3 separate regions of the Homo sapiens genome follow, and regions 1 and 2 are each linked to region 3. A link is a contact called in ENCODE Hi-C or POLR2A ChIA-PET data. All regions are on one chromosome and are shown on one strand. The core of a region is the stretch at or near the end of the contact, and the rest is flanking DNA. Distances in the headings are between cores, read along the strand shown. Region 1 holds the start of NUP205 (nucleoporin 205). Region 2 holds the start of MTPN (myotrophin). Region 3 holds the start of TRIM24 (tripartite motif containing 24).

Region 1 (4,210 bases), core at 1,323-3,822, 2.9 Mb before region 3:
AGGGGAAAAGTGATCATTTACGTTTCAGACATGTTGGTTTTGAAACGCCTGTGTGGCAATCAATACAGATATGAAGTAGAGAGTTGGTTCTACAAATATGAAGCTCAAGAGAGAGGACTGGACTAGAGATACAAACACAGAATTCATCAGCAAGCAGGTGGTAGTAAGAAACCATAAGATGTCCCACAGAAAGCATGTAGAATGAAAAGGACAGAAACTAGAGATGACTATAGGGGAAGAGCTAGATTTAGTGGGTAGAAGAGGAAGAGAAGTCCACGTAAAACACTAAAAAAGAACTGGAAAGAGGAGGAAAACCAGTATCATTGGTGCCCCAGTAGCCACAGGATAATATAATTTTGTTTCTTTCTTTTTCTTTTCTTTTTCTTTTTTTTTTTTTGAGGCAGAGTTTTTACTCTGTTACCCAGGCTGGAGTGCAATGGTGCGATCTCGGCTCACTGCAACCTCTGCCTCTGGGGTTCAAGCGATTCTCCTGCCTTAGTCTCCCAAGTAGCTGGGATTACAGGAGTCCTGTCACCACGCCCAGCTAATTTTGTATTTTTAGTAGAGACAAGGTTTCACCATGTTGGCCAGGCTGGTCTCGAACTCTTGACCTCAGGTGATTCTCCCACCTCAGCGTCCCATAGTGCTAGGATTACCGGCGTGCGCCACTGCACCCGGCCTATAACTATCATAATTCAGAAAAGTGCCCATGGAATTTGATGACTGATAACTGGTAAACATACCAAGCGCAGTTTTAGAGGGGCTTATGATGGCAATATCCCAATTGCTACGAATTGAAGAAGCCTGTGAGAGAATGCTTGTAAAGTGTAATGACAGGTGAAGAGGAGTTGCTGGAATTTAAAGAGTTACTTTATAGAAAGCAAAGTTATCTACTGAGAGGGAAGCGTGTGGGCTTAAAAAGTGCATGTGGAGAGGGAAAGGCTTGTAATAGCTGTGCTGAGAGAGAAATCTTTGAATGCCGCTTCCTGTCAAGTTCCTGCTCAGTATTCTTCTCAGTTTCATGATAAACTTCTTGAAAAATTCCTTTGCGTTTACTTTCTCTCTTCCCCACTTCACTCCTTAAAACCACTTTAATCGTAGTTTGGCATTTGTCTCTATATATCAATGACTTTTAGAAAAAATCACCAGTGATTTTTGTGTTTCAAACCTAATGTACATTGTGTCACTTGATATTATTTGTTCAAAAGAATAAATGTTCTGTTCTGGATATTCTTTTTTTTTTTAAATGGAGTCTCACTCACTCTGTTGCCTAGGCTGGAGTGCAGTGGTATGATCTCAGCTCACTGCAACCTCCACCTCCCGGGTTCAAGGGATTCTCCTGCCTCAGCCTTCCGAACAGCTGGGGTTACAGGTGCGTGCCGCCATGCCTGGCTAATTTTTGTATTTTTAGTAGAGACGGGGTTTCACCTTCCTGGCCAGGCTGGTCTCAAACACTTGACCTTAAGTGATCGCCTGCCTTGGCCTCCCAAAGTGCTGGGATTACAGGCATAAGCCACTGCGCCCTGCCAGTTCTGGATATTCTTAACATACTCTATGCTTTTGTCTAAATTATTTGATTCTGATTTCCAACAGTGAAATGGGAATGATGGAGAGTTAATACAATGAGATTGTAAGGCACATGGAGCGTCTCTGACATAAATAGTTATAATCATATCATTTTCCCAATAGAATGGTTTGCAGGGATTAAATGAGATAATGGCTATAAAATTTTTCTTAATACATAGCTGTAAATAGCAATGATTATTTACATTTTAGTTTGAAAATCAGCAAACTAAAATTTAACAGCTGAAGAAAGAGTTCAGCTACTTTGGGTGCTCAGGTAGAAAAATACTTGGTGATTATGAAACGATATGTCTGGAATCTGTTTCAAACTAATCGGGGGCGGGGGGTGGGGAGGGGAGGGTGTTGGGGTGGTAAGGGTGGGTTGGGGCTGCCGTGGTGGGAAATTGGCCACGTTATTGATGCTGAGTGTTTGCTATTCTAATTTTGTATCCGTTTGAAAATTTTATAATTAAAAATTATGATTTGTTTCGCTCTACGCAACTATGTTGACAGAATATATTTGGTAAACTGAAATGTCACGGAAACTTAGTTTGTAACCGGTCAGTGGCTTTTTGAGGTGTAGACACTTCATACCTTACTTCACTCCCCACTGTAAGGAAGATTTAACTTGAAGCGGAGATAATGATTTGAATTTACGGCTTTTATAATGTCATAAATGGGCGTCATTTTAATAACTACTCTCAGAATATCTTTTTCTATTCCACTTTACTTTTTCCTCTCCACTTAACCAACTCATCATTAGAAACTACAAGTCCCAGGATGCACTACACGATGAACGTCGGATCGAGGACCTCGTGTCTCTGAAGTGGTTGCCCTCGCCTTATTTGAATGGGAATAATCCCAATGAAAATTGATGTTTGTGACCCAGAGCAGATTCTGGAGCCTTTTGTACGCCTGGGACGGCCCAGCGTGGAGGGGACAGTGTGGTGCCTTTTTGTTCAGGCTTCGCTCAGGTCAGCCTCACCCTTTCCCGGGGCCTCCATGCGGCAGAAGGGCTCTGTTAGTGCGCCTCTAAGATGGCGACGCCTTTGGCGGTAAATTCGGGTAAGTGTGGCCAGACAGAAAGACGATTGAGCTGAGCGATAACCAGGTCTTCATGGAGAGACGAGACCGTGAGGTTTCTCGGAGTCTAGGACCCCACTTATGTGCGGTGCCTGCTTTTCCCTAATTCTGGGCCTAGAGTCCCACCCCTCCCCAGTTTGAATGGCGCGCGTCGGTGCTGCGGCTCCAGCCCTCGAGTTGGGGTTTGAGATTCCAGGCAGTGAGGCTTGGGCCGCTGGACCCAGGTGTGTAATCTCTCACAGCCCAGGGCTGAGTCTGGTCCCCCTCACCCCCAAGTTTCACTGTGCGTCTGTGGTCCCGATTTCGCTGGAATACGCATCAGGTCTTCCACAGTGAAGCCAGAGGACCCGAGATATTTTCCAGCCATGAGCAGAGGCTGAAAGTAGGCGTCGGAGTTCCTTATAGGGTGGGAGATCTTGCAGGCAGCGAATACTCCCTATTATGAAGTCGGCCATCTGAAAGGTGGTCAGGAAGAGGGTGGCGGGGCTTCAGCAGACGTCTTCTAACCCTGCGGATGTGGTTAGGCCCTGGATGTTCTTGTACCTTTGGAGCTGTAGATTTTCGGGGTGGAATTGAATCTAGAAGGTAGTAAAGGAACTCTGGAAGATTTGGGGTGGATCCTCTTTCGGTGATTCTCAATTCGGGCCGTACCGCCCTCCAGTGGTGTTTGAATGAGTGAGTGCATTTTGATTGTCATATTTCCTGGGGTACACTGCTGTCGCATAGTAGGCGGGGCAAGGATGCAGAAAGTCCTTCATGGTCAGAGCAGTCCGGAAAAATAATTTGGTGCCTAGAATGTTAATGCCTCGATTGAGATGCTCTGAAGTTCGCGGGCAAGATTAAGAGTATATCTGTGTGGTAAATGCTTGTGAGAATCTCACTTAAAAGGACTCTTTTTTAAAGTATTGGTTCTATTTTCCACAGGACTGATATTCTTGAAAAGTTGTCTAAATCTGTTTTGTAAATCAAATCATTTCAGAAAAGCTATGATAAATTATAATGAAGGCTATGTTTACTGAACACATACTATATCCCAGCATTGCACTTATTATCGTGCTTATCTCATTCAGTTCCCGTTTATACACCTTTGGAGTAGTTACTGTTACATACTCCGTTTTACAGATTTGGAAATAGAGGCTTCAAATAGTTACGTAATGTCCCCAGAGTTAAACATCTAATGATCTAAGTCAGTCTTAGGTGCTTAAACTACTTAGTGCTACTGCTTAAGCACAACCTAATTCATTTTATGATATTAGACGTATATATTAGAAGGTTAGTAATGAAGTTACATGCTTAATATTGCGGTCCTTCCTTCCCAATTAGATATGCTTAACGTGTGGTTGTATATAATACATTTCTCTATTTTATTTTATTTTTTAATTTTTCTTTTTGAGATGGAGTCTTGCTCTGTCTCCCAGGCGGGAGTGCAGTGATGCGATCCGCGATCCTGGCTCGCTGCAACCTCTGCCTCCCAGGTTGAAGCAATTCTCCTGCCTCAGCCTCCTGAGTAGCTGGGATTACAGGCATGTGCCACCACGCTGGGCTAATTTTTGTATTTTTAGTA
Region 2 (4,455 bases), core at 681-3,180, 2.5 Mb before region 3:
TTTCTTAAGTATCCTGCATCTCAGTAATCTGTAAAATGGGACCAATAATAGGACTTACTTCCCAGTATTCACAAGGATGACATAAAATAATGTGTCAGGAAAACACTAAATACATTGTGTTATTTTGGTAGCTGTAAGTTCAGTTAGTACTTAATCAACTTTTTGTATTTCAAGTATATCAAACAACCTAGGTTCCACCATGACAGGAAAACAAAAGCCCACTTACTTCCAGAGTATTGCAGTGTCCCACCACTGGTAAGTGTACCAAATAATTTCTACCTTTTAGCTTTATATTGAAATAGCCAATAAGTCAAGTTTCAGTTGGCTACCAGCTGAGAAGGCAGTGACGAGAAGACAGCCTGTCCTAAAACTCCACTGCAAAAAACTAAGCAGGTAAGCAGCATCCAAAAAGTCTAAATTGTAATGGCATTAAATAAAGTAAAAACCTTCAGCAGTTTGCCTTGCACAATCCTGTAAGTTTTAAGAAACTGCTTCGCTTACTTGCTTCCTAACACAGCCTCTGAAGCAAAAACCCAGGTCAGGTCCTATTCTTTGAAGAGTTAAAATCTAGACTGGGTTCTCACACTTTTAGAAGGTGAGCAAGATGCCATCCGTGGTTGTCATAAAATTATACTTGTTTTGGAAGATTCATTTTAGATTATCACTAAATTAAAATCACATGTTAAGTTCTCTCATAATTACAAAGGCACAGTTTCAGGATGGAAAGACAGGCTAGCTTGGAATTTTAAGTTTCCCACTCTGCCACAATGTCGATTCAGTTTTATATTTGGGGCTGAGGTTTGAGTTTGTCTTTCTTCATCATGATTTTACCCCCCAAATACACTGCCACTAAACTGCATTGCTATTTACTACACATGTAAGCATTTCAGGTGAAATCAGGGAGAAGAATGGAATAACTGAAGTTAACATGCTTGTTTAAAAACTATTCAGATACCTTAAACATTCCCAGATGCCAGTTGACAACCTTACCACTTGAAGCAAATATGTATTTGTTGTGGTGGGGGAAAGGAAAAAGGCCACACCCAAAGTTAAGACACCACAGTGAAGTGATACTCAGTTTCAGAATTTTAACTATTTCTATTTTCGGTACTCTTTTCACGGTCAATGAATTCTTCAACTTCACACCAGGCCGAGAGTTAAAAAACATGTTCCTCTGATCCTAATTACTTAGGTTACTTCATTTAGTAATGGGTAAGTCCAAGATGGAGAATTACCTCATTCAAAGAAAGGTTTAAGTAACTTTGGTGTAGAAGAGGGCCAAACTCAAATGATCAGTGCGCAGAAGAAACTCTGGATGAGCCAGACACCACTCCTCCCCTCCCCCAAGAGGCCAGGAAGTCAGGTAGCGCCTAACTGTATTAACGCAGCAGTTACCTGACACAGAACGCTACCAAGTTACCTGGACCCTTCTTTCAGTTTAGCTCCTCCCTAGACGCCCCTCTCTCCTTGGTGCCGCCTCCACCCAGGAAGTCTCTCCTCCCGCCCACCCCCATCCCCGCAGTCCAGCTCCCATCAGCTTCCTCAGCCTCATCTCCAGCCCACCTCCGTGTTCTCGCCTACTCTTCTCATCCCCGCTTACCTTGGCCACATAGTCTTTCACCTCATCCAAGTCTCCGTTTTTCAGGGCCCACATGAACTCCTTGTCGCACATCACTGCAGCGGGGCAGGCCGGTTGGCCGGGCAGAAGATGAGGAGGCGGTGGCAGCAGCAAGCGGATGCCGCCGGGCGAGAGGGAGGCAGGGCCGCGCGAAGCCGGAGAGGAGAAGAAGAGAAGGAGGGTTAGGCTGCCAGGCGGGCGAGGCAGTTGGCCGCGGCGACCGTTCGGGCGGGAGAAAGAAAGTTCTTTTGCGGCCACCGGGCCCAGCAGAGAGGTTCCGCCTGGCCGAGGAGAGGCAGGAACCTTTACACTTCCGGTTCACTCCCCGCTAGGACCCTCCCCCAACTTCCTCTTCCTCTTCTCCTCCGCGGAACGCCTCTCTCTGGGTCCGCGGCGCGAACGCCACTAGTGCGCATGCGCAATGTACAGGCTGCCGGGAAGGCTAGAGTGGAGGGTAGGAGCCGGCGACAAGTGGGCGGGACTGGGAGGCAGAATGAAGGAGGCCCGGGGGAGGTCAAGACAGCGAATGGAGGAAGAGTGAGAGTACTTTCGATGGGATTAGGACGCTTCTGCACCACCATTAATGGGAAAAACTTTACTTTTTAAAAAACATAATCTTGGAGGGCATCTTGCTCAGCTTCTAAAAATGTATAGGAAGAGTGTTTAATTTGAATTCCTTCTTCCTTGCCTTTTCCCCTTCCCTCCCTCCTTTTCACCCCTCCCTCTCTCCGTCATCCAGTCTGACTGGGCTAAAAACGATGGAATAACGCTATTCCTGCCCTCCAGGAAATCTTCAACACTAAAACTACAATGTAAATTGAGTGTGTTAACACTATGTATAATGTTCCCTGGAGCAAAAAACTTAAGTGTGTGGCAGGAAAAAAAAAATTAACTCATCTTCCTGACCAGCAAATGACGTCCAGGCATTCAGTTTGATGCCGTAAAGTGGAGCAAACCAAACTGTCTAGTACAATTTGCGTTTTTTAAATTTACTGTTTGTTTTTAATGGTTTGAAACTTCAGGACTGTTCTGGTGAAGTCAGTTCTGTTCTTCCTAGGGTTTAGTTGTAATGCCATAGTGCATAGCTACCACTTGAATTGTTCCTCACAACCCTAATGATCCAGGCATGCGCACATGAACATAGATCCAATAAAAGCTCTTATTGGAGCTAGAAATATACGTATAATATATATACATATATAACTATTACTATATATAAAACTCATATATATAATCTATTATTTGTAACCCACTAAACACATTAACTAAGCTACTTTACCACCATTGCCGTACAGTGTAGGGGTTCCAAACAGACTCTGGAGCCAAATTGTTTAGTTTGCGATACAGGTCCCACTTCTTGCTAATTTTGTGTCTTCTTGGGCAAGTTACTGAACCCCCTTCTGCTTCAGTTTTCCACTTGTGTAAAATGGGGATGTCAATAGTGTTTGGAAATGTATTTTTTTTTTTTTTGCTATCATTTAGAGTAGAATAGCAAATGGGTTTCAAATCAGAAGAAATCCCTCCAAATATTAACATCTACCTAGATTGTCATTTGTTAATTTTACTCCCTGATAATTAGAAATACAAATCCACATACCCAATAGTGATACGATTTCTGGAAACAAATCTCAAGGGGGAATTTGTTAGGCAAGTCCTAGAATCTCCATCTCTTCTCCAACACACTCCCACCTGTGTGATTTCTGAGTTACATCATGCTGAGAGCTCTTGATTTATATCTTTGGCCGGGTGCAGTGGCTCATGCCTGTAATCCTAGCACCTTGGGAGGACAAGGCTGGAAGATCGCTTGAAGCCAGGAGTTGGAGACCAGCCAGGGCAACAAAATGAGACACCATCTCTACAAAACACAAAGATTAAAAAAATTAGTTGGGTACAGTGGCGGACTTCTGCCTTCCCAGCTACTTGGGAAGCTGAGGCAGGAGGATTACTTGAGCCCTGGAGTTTGAGGCCACAGTAAGCTATGATGGCACCACTGCATTCCAGCCTGGGTGACAGAGCAAGATCATCTAAAAAAAAAATCTTTAACTAGACTTTTCCTATGTGATCTATTCTTATATTTAACTTCTTACTCATTTGGATTTCTCAAACTTAACATGTCCAGAATAGGATCTGGTCTCCTGTAGATGTTAAACCTAGTTGTCCCCCACATATCTCTGTAAATGGCGCTGCCAACCACCCTATCACTAAAACCAGAAACATGGGAGTCATAATCACTCTTCCCATTCTCAACTTTTCTCTTATTCAATCCATCAGTAAATATTTCAAAATATGTCTTAAATTTGTTCATTTCTTGCCATCTTCACTATTACTACTCCCTGCACCCTCACATATCCCCCATCCCTGTCACTGTCATCTCTGTCTACACTGCTATGATGCTATGTGCTATGATAGCCTCCCTGTTGGTGTCCTATTTTCACTCATCCTTTTCTAGATAATTCCCCACTTTGGGAGTTACTCTTTTAAAACTTAAACATGCACTTGTTGTCCTAAGGCCTTTCAAAGGCTTCCTATTGCAGGTAGGTTAAAATCCTAACTACTTGATATGGCCTTCAGGGCCTTCTGTGCACTGACTGCTGATGGTAGGTGATAGTATCTCCTATCTCATGACAGTCCCTTGCCACCCCCATTGTTTCTTTGATTTTGAAATATCTTGTCTTCTGTCAGTTTCAAGCTAAACCAAGCTCATTCCACCCTAAGGCCTTTATGCTTCTTGTTTCTTCTCTGGAATGTTCTTCATCTAAGTCTTGTTCACTCCATCTGACTTTTGAGGTTTCAATGCAAACCTTCAGAGAGACCTCCCAGACCACCCACTTTAAATA
Region 3 (4,417 bases), core at 1,310-3,809:
ATGTTGGTCAAGCTGGTCTTGAACTCCTGACCTCAGCTGATCCGCCTGCCTTGGCCTCCCAAAGTGCTGGGATTACAGGCATGAGCCACTGCGCCCGGCCAGCATCTGATGCTTTTATTCTCCTTGCTGATGCCCTTCTCTTCCAGTTCAGACAGCTTTGATCTCCTCTCTCATAGGTGGTGGTAGTGGTGCAGTTAAGAAACAAGAAACAGCGCATCATCCAATTAGGCGGAAGCACAGGATGGATATGGGAAAGCAGTAACATCAGACAAGAAGATCAGATGGGAATAAAATTGTGGAGAGCTTTGGATGCAGTGGAGAGCCACAGAAAATTATGGGATAAGGGAGGGACATAGGATGAGAGCTGTAATTAAGGAAGAGTAATCTATTGGTAGTGTGGATCTTTGTGAAATATATTTGAACACGCTTTGTAGGGCAACAATATCCAAATAAAGAAATCATATGATTAAGAAAAACAAACAGTAAATTCATTTTCTGGACTTGAAGTTCCATATATGTGAACAAAGTACAATGTACGATTGTTTTACTCATGTGAAATTAGGAAGGCTAAAACGATGGAAGATCATTTTCTGTAAAACCATGGTGATTTGAAAAACTTTAAGCTAGTGGGTTTGATCAAATTACATGGAATTCTTTCAAAACCAGCCTATTCAATTTTACTTCTCAGTTTTCCTTCCCTACCACCATCATCTGGGGAATAAGAGGGACTTGTCTTTAGTAGGCTTGAATCCTGTATACCACCTATGTAATGAATTTTTAGCATATTAAGGGAGTTGATTTTTGAATACAAAATTCCATTCCTATTATGTGAATGTTTTCAAGGTGTAGCTTCAAAAATATACAATATGGTTTGAATTCTGGGGAAGGAGTGTTCAACTTTGGGGTGGCTTTAGGGGATAACAGATAAGTCAGAATTTTGAAGGAACTAAAACAAAGGGAACAGCGTGTACAAAGCAGGGTGGCCTTACAATTGCTGCAGCATGAAGCATGAGAGTCGCGGCGACTTCAGCTTGAGAGGCATATACGGACGAAATCGTGGAGAGATTTGTGAGTGGGTGAAGACCTGTGGGACAGACTTCCGTTTCTGGACCCACCCAGGTCAGAATCACTTGAGATGCTATCAAAATTGAATAACTGAATACGGAGGTGGCCCAAGCACCTGTTTTTCACTAAGCTTCTCAAGTTATTCTTATGCAAACTAAGGTTTAAGAGCTACTTCCATGCAAAAAAACAAACAAACAAAAAATCCCAAGCTTAAACAGGAACCAATGGGTGGGGGAGGCGGGAAGAGCTGTTGAATGTCTTGTGATTAAGTAAAAGAACCTCTCACTTGAGGCCTACGGAGGTTGTGTTTAAGGGCAAGGTCTTGAAGGAAGGCTACGTTGCCTAGCCCTCCCCCATTGCCATCCCATATAGTCCTCCAGGAAAACTGTGATTTTAGCAAAGCCTTTCATGACCCACTCCATCTTTCTCTAAAGTCCAGTACCGCTTCATTAGTATTGACAAAAAAAAAAAAAAAAGGTAAATACTTCTTAAAGTTACGTGTTACAAAATCTTGTTTCCTTCATTCCGTTTCTATTCTTCAAGTTCCTTAAAAGCTGCGCCATTTTTTGAGTGAAAAATGTGCGTAACTTCTGATATCAGCGTAGAGAGGTGAGGGAGGGAGGGAGGGAATAAAATAAGAGGGAGGGAGGAAATACAAAAGAATCCTGAAGTTATGAATTATTTGGGTAACAGTATTGAGGTTTATTTTTGCTTAATGATGCTATATTTATGCAATAAAAACATTTGTCAATCTGTATTAATTCCTGGGAAAACGAACCACTTTTAGTCACTTAAAAAGCAAATCACTGACTTTAAAAATTAATTTCACCTTTTTCATTGGGGAAACCCTTTAAAAATTTCCAACTTGCACGAGAACTTCCCCCCCTTATTCTTCATACTCATTCATTCTAGAGATGAGTAAAATTAGGTTGCAATATCCCTGCTGCCTCCAGAGTACCTCTTTCACACAGTATTTTAAAAAATTATTTCCTTGTTTGCTCTTCAGTACCTCCACTCCTTCCTCCTGTGACCCTCCGACCATATTTACTCCTCCTACAAGACCAGGTCTCCAGTAATGAAATCAGTTTTCCAAGCAGTTACTTAATTAACGGCATTGAGTAGACAAGTGAGGTCCCGCCCCCTAGGAGGAGCTAACACCGCGGACCGAATCAGGCGGATGGTCGTTAACAAATGAACCCTTAATCTTTTCAGAGGAGGAAACATACACAAAGGCCCAATCAGAAGCCGCGATTTCAGGCGTCCGGAGGGGGCGGGGCTGGGCAAGCACCTCCCACTTCCCAACCTCCCGCCGCGGCCGACGGAGCCTCGCGGGCTCCAACAGGTCCCGCCCCCTCGCCAGGCGCGGCCGCTATTGGGCGGCGCGCTCCACACCGAAGCCTCAGTTGCTGGGAGAGGGAGGGCGGGGGCGGGGGCGGGGCCTGAGGTGGGCCAGGGGGATGAAGAGAAAGGCGGGGAGGCAAGGGCGGGCTGGGCGTATTCCACGAGCGCCTCGGCGGTTGGCGAAGCGGACGGGGTGCAGCCTCCCCGGTGCGAGGAACGGTCTCCGCTGACAGATACCCTCCTTCCGGCCGCGCCACTCGGGAGGCGGATCCCGTGGGCCTGAGGAGGCTTCCCCCGCCCGGTTTGCTTTCCCTCCCTCGCTGGCGCTGCCGCGAGTCCACCGAGCGGCCTCTGAGGAGCAGCCGCAGGAGGAGGAGGAGGTCGTCGGGGGCGGCGGGCGGAGACCGCGCTCTCGCTTCCCCGGCGGCGGCAAGGGCAGGACAATGGAGGTGGCGGTGGAGAAGGCGGTGGCGGCGGCGGCAGCGGCCTCGGCTGCGGCCTCCGGGGGGCCCTCGGCGGCGCCGAGCGGGGAGAACGAGGCCGAGAGTCGGCAGGGCCCGGACTCGGAGCGCGGCGGCGAGGCGGCCCGGCTCAACCTGTTGGACACTTGCGCCGTGTGCCACCAGAACATCCAGAGCCGGGCGCCCAAGCTGCTGCCCTGCCTGCACTCTTTCTGCCAGCGCTGCCTGCCCGCGCCCCAGCGCTACCTCATGCTGCCCGCGCCCATGCTGGGCTCGGCCGAGACCCCGCCACCCGTCCCTGCCCCCGGCTCGCCGGTCAGCGGCTCGTCGCCGTTCGCCACCCAAGGTGAGAACCGGCCGCGGCCGCTGGGGAGCCCGGGGAGAGGGCCAGGAGGGGGCGGGCGCCCTTGTGCGGCGCGACCCGCTGTCATGTCGCCGCCGCCCGGGGTGCGCGGCGGGGGAGGGGCGAGCAGGAGGGTCTGTGCTGGCGACGGTGACATGGAGGGCCCGCGCTCTGCGGCGTGTCGCGCTCGGCCAGCAACTTCCCCGGGCGCTGTGGACTTGACCGCGCCGCCGCCGCCGCCGCTGCTCCGCATTCTCAACAGCCGGGCGGCCCCTGCCACTCGCACTTTTGCAGACCTCTGTCGGAGTCTCCTGCAGCCGGAATCTCGGGTTCTTTGCCGGCTGCAGCCAGTTAACTGCTACCCGCCCGCTGCCTCCACAAAGCTTTGTCCAGGTCCATATGATCCTGATCATCTCGTCTATACTCACGTTATTTGAGCTGCAGGGGAGAAGGGAGGGATGAAGATGAAGTGATGGTGACTTTCTTTGATGATTGATTGCAGATCGGATGTCATTTATTTCTTATCTTGCATGTTTGGGGCTCTTTACCTTAATGAGTTCCCAGTTCTCTTCCCTCTCCTCTGCTGGGGACAAAGGAACCAAGAGACGTTGTTTTGTTGTGTGTCTCTTTCAAAGGTTTTATTTTGAGACGGCGAAGAGAAATAATACAAAGTGATTTGGGTTTTCTGGTATTTTATAGATAAAGCTGGAAGTTACTGTTCTCTTTGTGGTGTTTATTACTGTAAAATTAGACTTTTGACAGGTGTTCCATTGCTAACTTTGACAGGTTTGAAACATTTAAAGTAAGTTTGAGTACAGTTTCGGGTAGAACACTTGGCGGTTTTTAAATTTTATTATTGCAAATATTTGAGCACCTCCTTTTTAAAAATACAGTGTAACTGGAAAAGCATTTTTAATACTTTTTAGAGGAAATAGTTGATTTAGTTTGAAATAAAATGCTAATTAAGTAATTATGCTAGGTCAAGGGGCGTATGAAATGGATACTTCAAATAGATTGTGGGCTGAGACTCATTTATTTGACTGCATGTTAGGAGCAGTATCCACTTGTAGGAGACAGTTTTCCGTGGGTCTCCGTTTCTTCACTCTTGCCAGCACCCTTGCCAGCGAGATACTGACTGCCCTTTGTTTCTATTTTTTCACGGATATTATCTAAAGAGCAGCCTTGGAAGATAGAGATAGTGTCTTCC

Evidence for each region. Hi-C counts contacts between places; a loop is a spot of excess contacts on that map. ChIA-PET counts read pairs that join two places held with the same protein, here RNA polymerase II (POLR2A). Pooled maps may share reads with other maps.
Region 1: a loop to region 3 is called in a map with no recorded cell type, with 14 times the contacts of the local background. The contact joins the promoter of NUP205 here to the promoter of TRIM24 in region 3. A Hi-C loop is called at or near these places in 1 of 37 single-sample maps with no recorded cell type and 6 of 50 pooled maps. POLR2A ChIA-PET finds 5 or more read pairs at or near these places in 1 of 52 experiments (naive thymus-derived CD8-positive, alpha-beta T cell).
Region 2: a map of B cell shows a loop between it and region 3 (26-fold over the local background). The contact joins the promoter of MTPN here to the promoter of TRIM24 in region 3. A Hi-C loop is called at or near these places in 2 of 168 maps with a recorded cell type or tissue (B cell and naive thymus-derived CD4-positive, alpha-beta T cell), 4 of 37 single-sample maps with no recorded cell type and 14 of 50 pooled maps.

Annotation. Positions count from the first base shown.
Region 1 is chr7:135,555,345-135,559,554 of GRCh38, forward strand. NUP205 (nucleoporin 205) reads left to right here and starts at 2,573. Exons shown (of 43, transcript NM_015135.3): 1 at 2,573-2,628. The coding sequence starts at 2,601. RefSeq lists enhancers at 2,414-2,543, 2,924-2,973, 3,034-3,093, 3,164-3,283.
Region 2 is chr7:135,975,429-135,979,883 of GRCh38, forward strand. MTPN (myotrophin) reads right to left here and starts at 1,931. Exons shown (of 4, transcript NM_145808.4): 1 at 1,601-1,931. The coding sequence starts at 1,672.
Region 3 is chr7:138,457,700-138,462,116 of GRCh38, forward strand. It overlaps TRIM24 (tripartite motif containing 24), which reads left to right and starts at 2,560. Exons shown (of 19, transcript NM_015905.3): 1 at 2,560-3,213. The coding sequence starts at 2,850. RefSeq lists enhancers at 1,015-1,525, 1,929-2,711 and silencers at 2,222-2,611, 2,672-2,921, 2,952-3,431.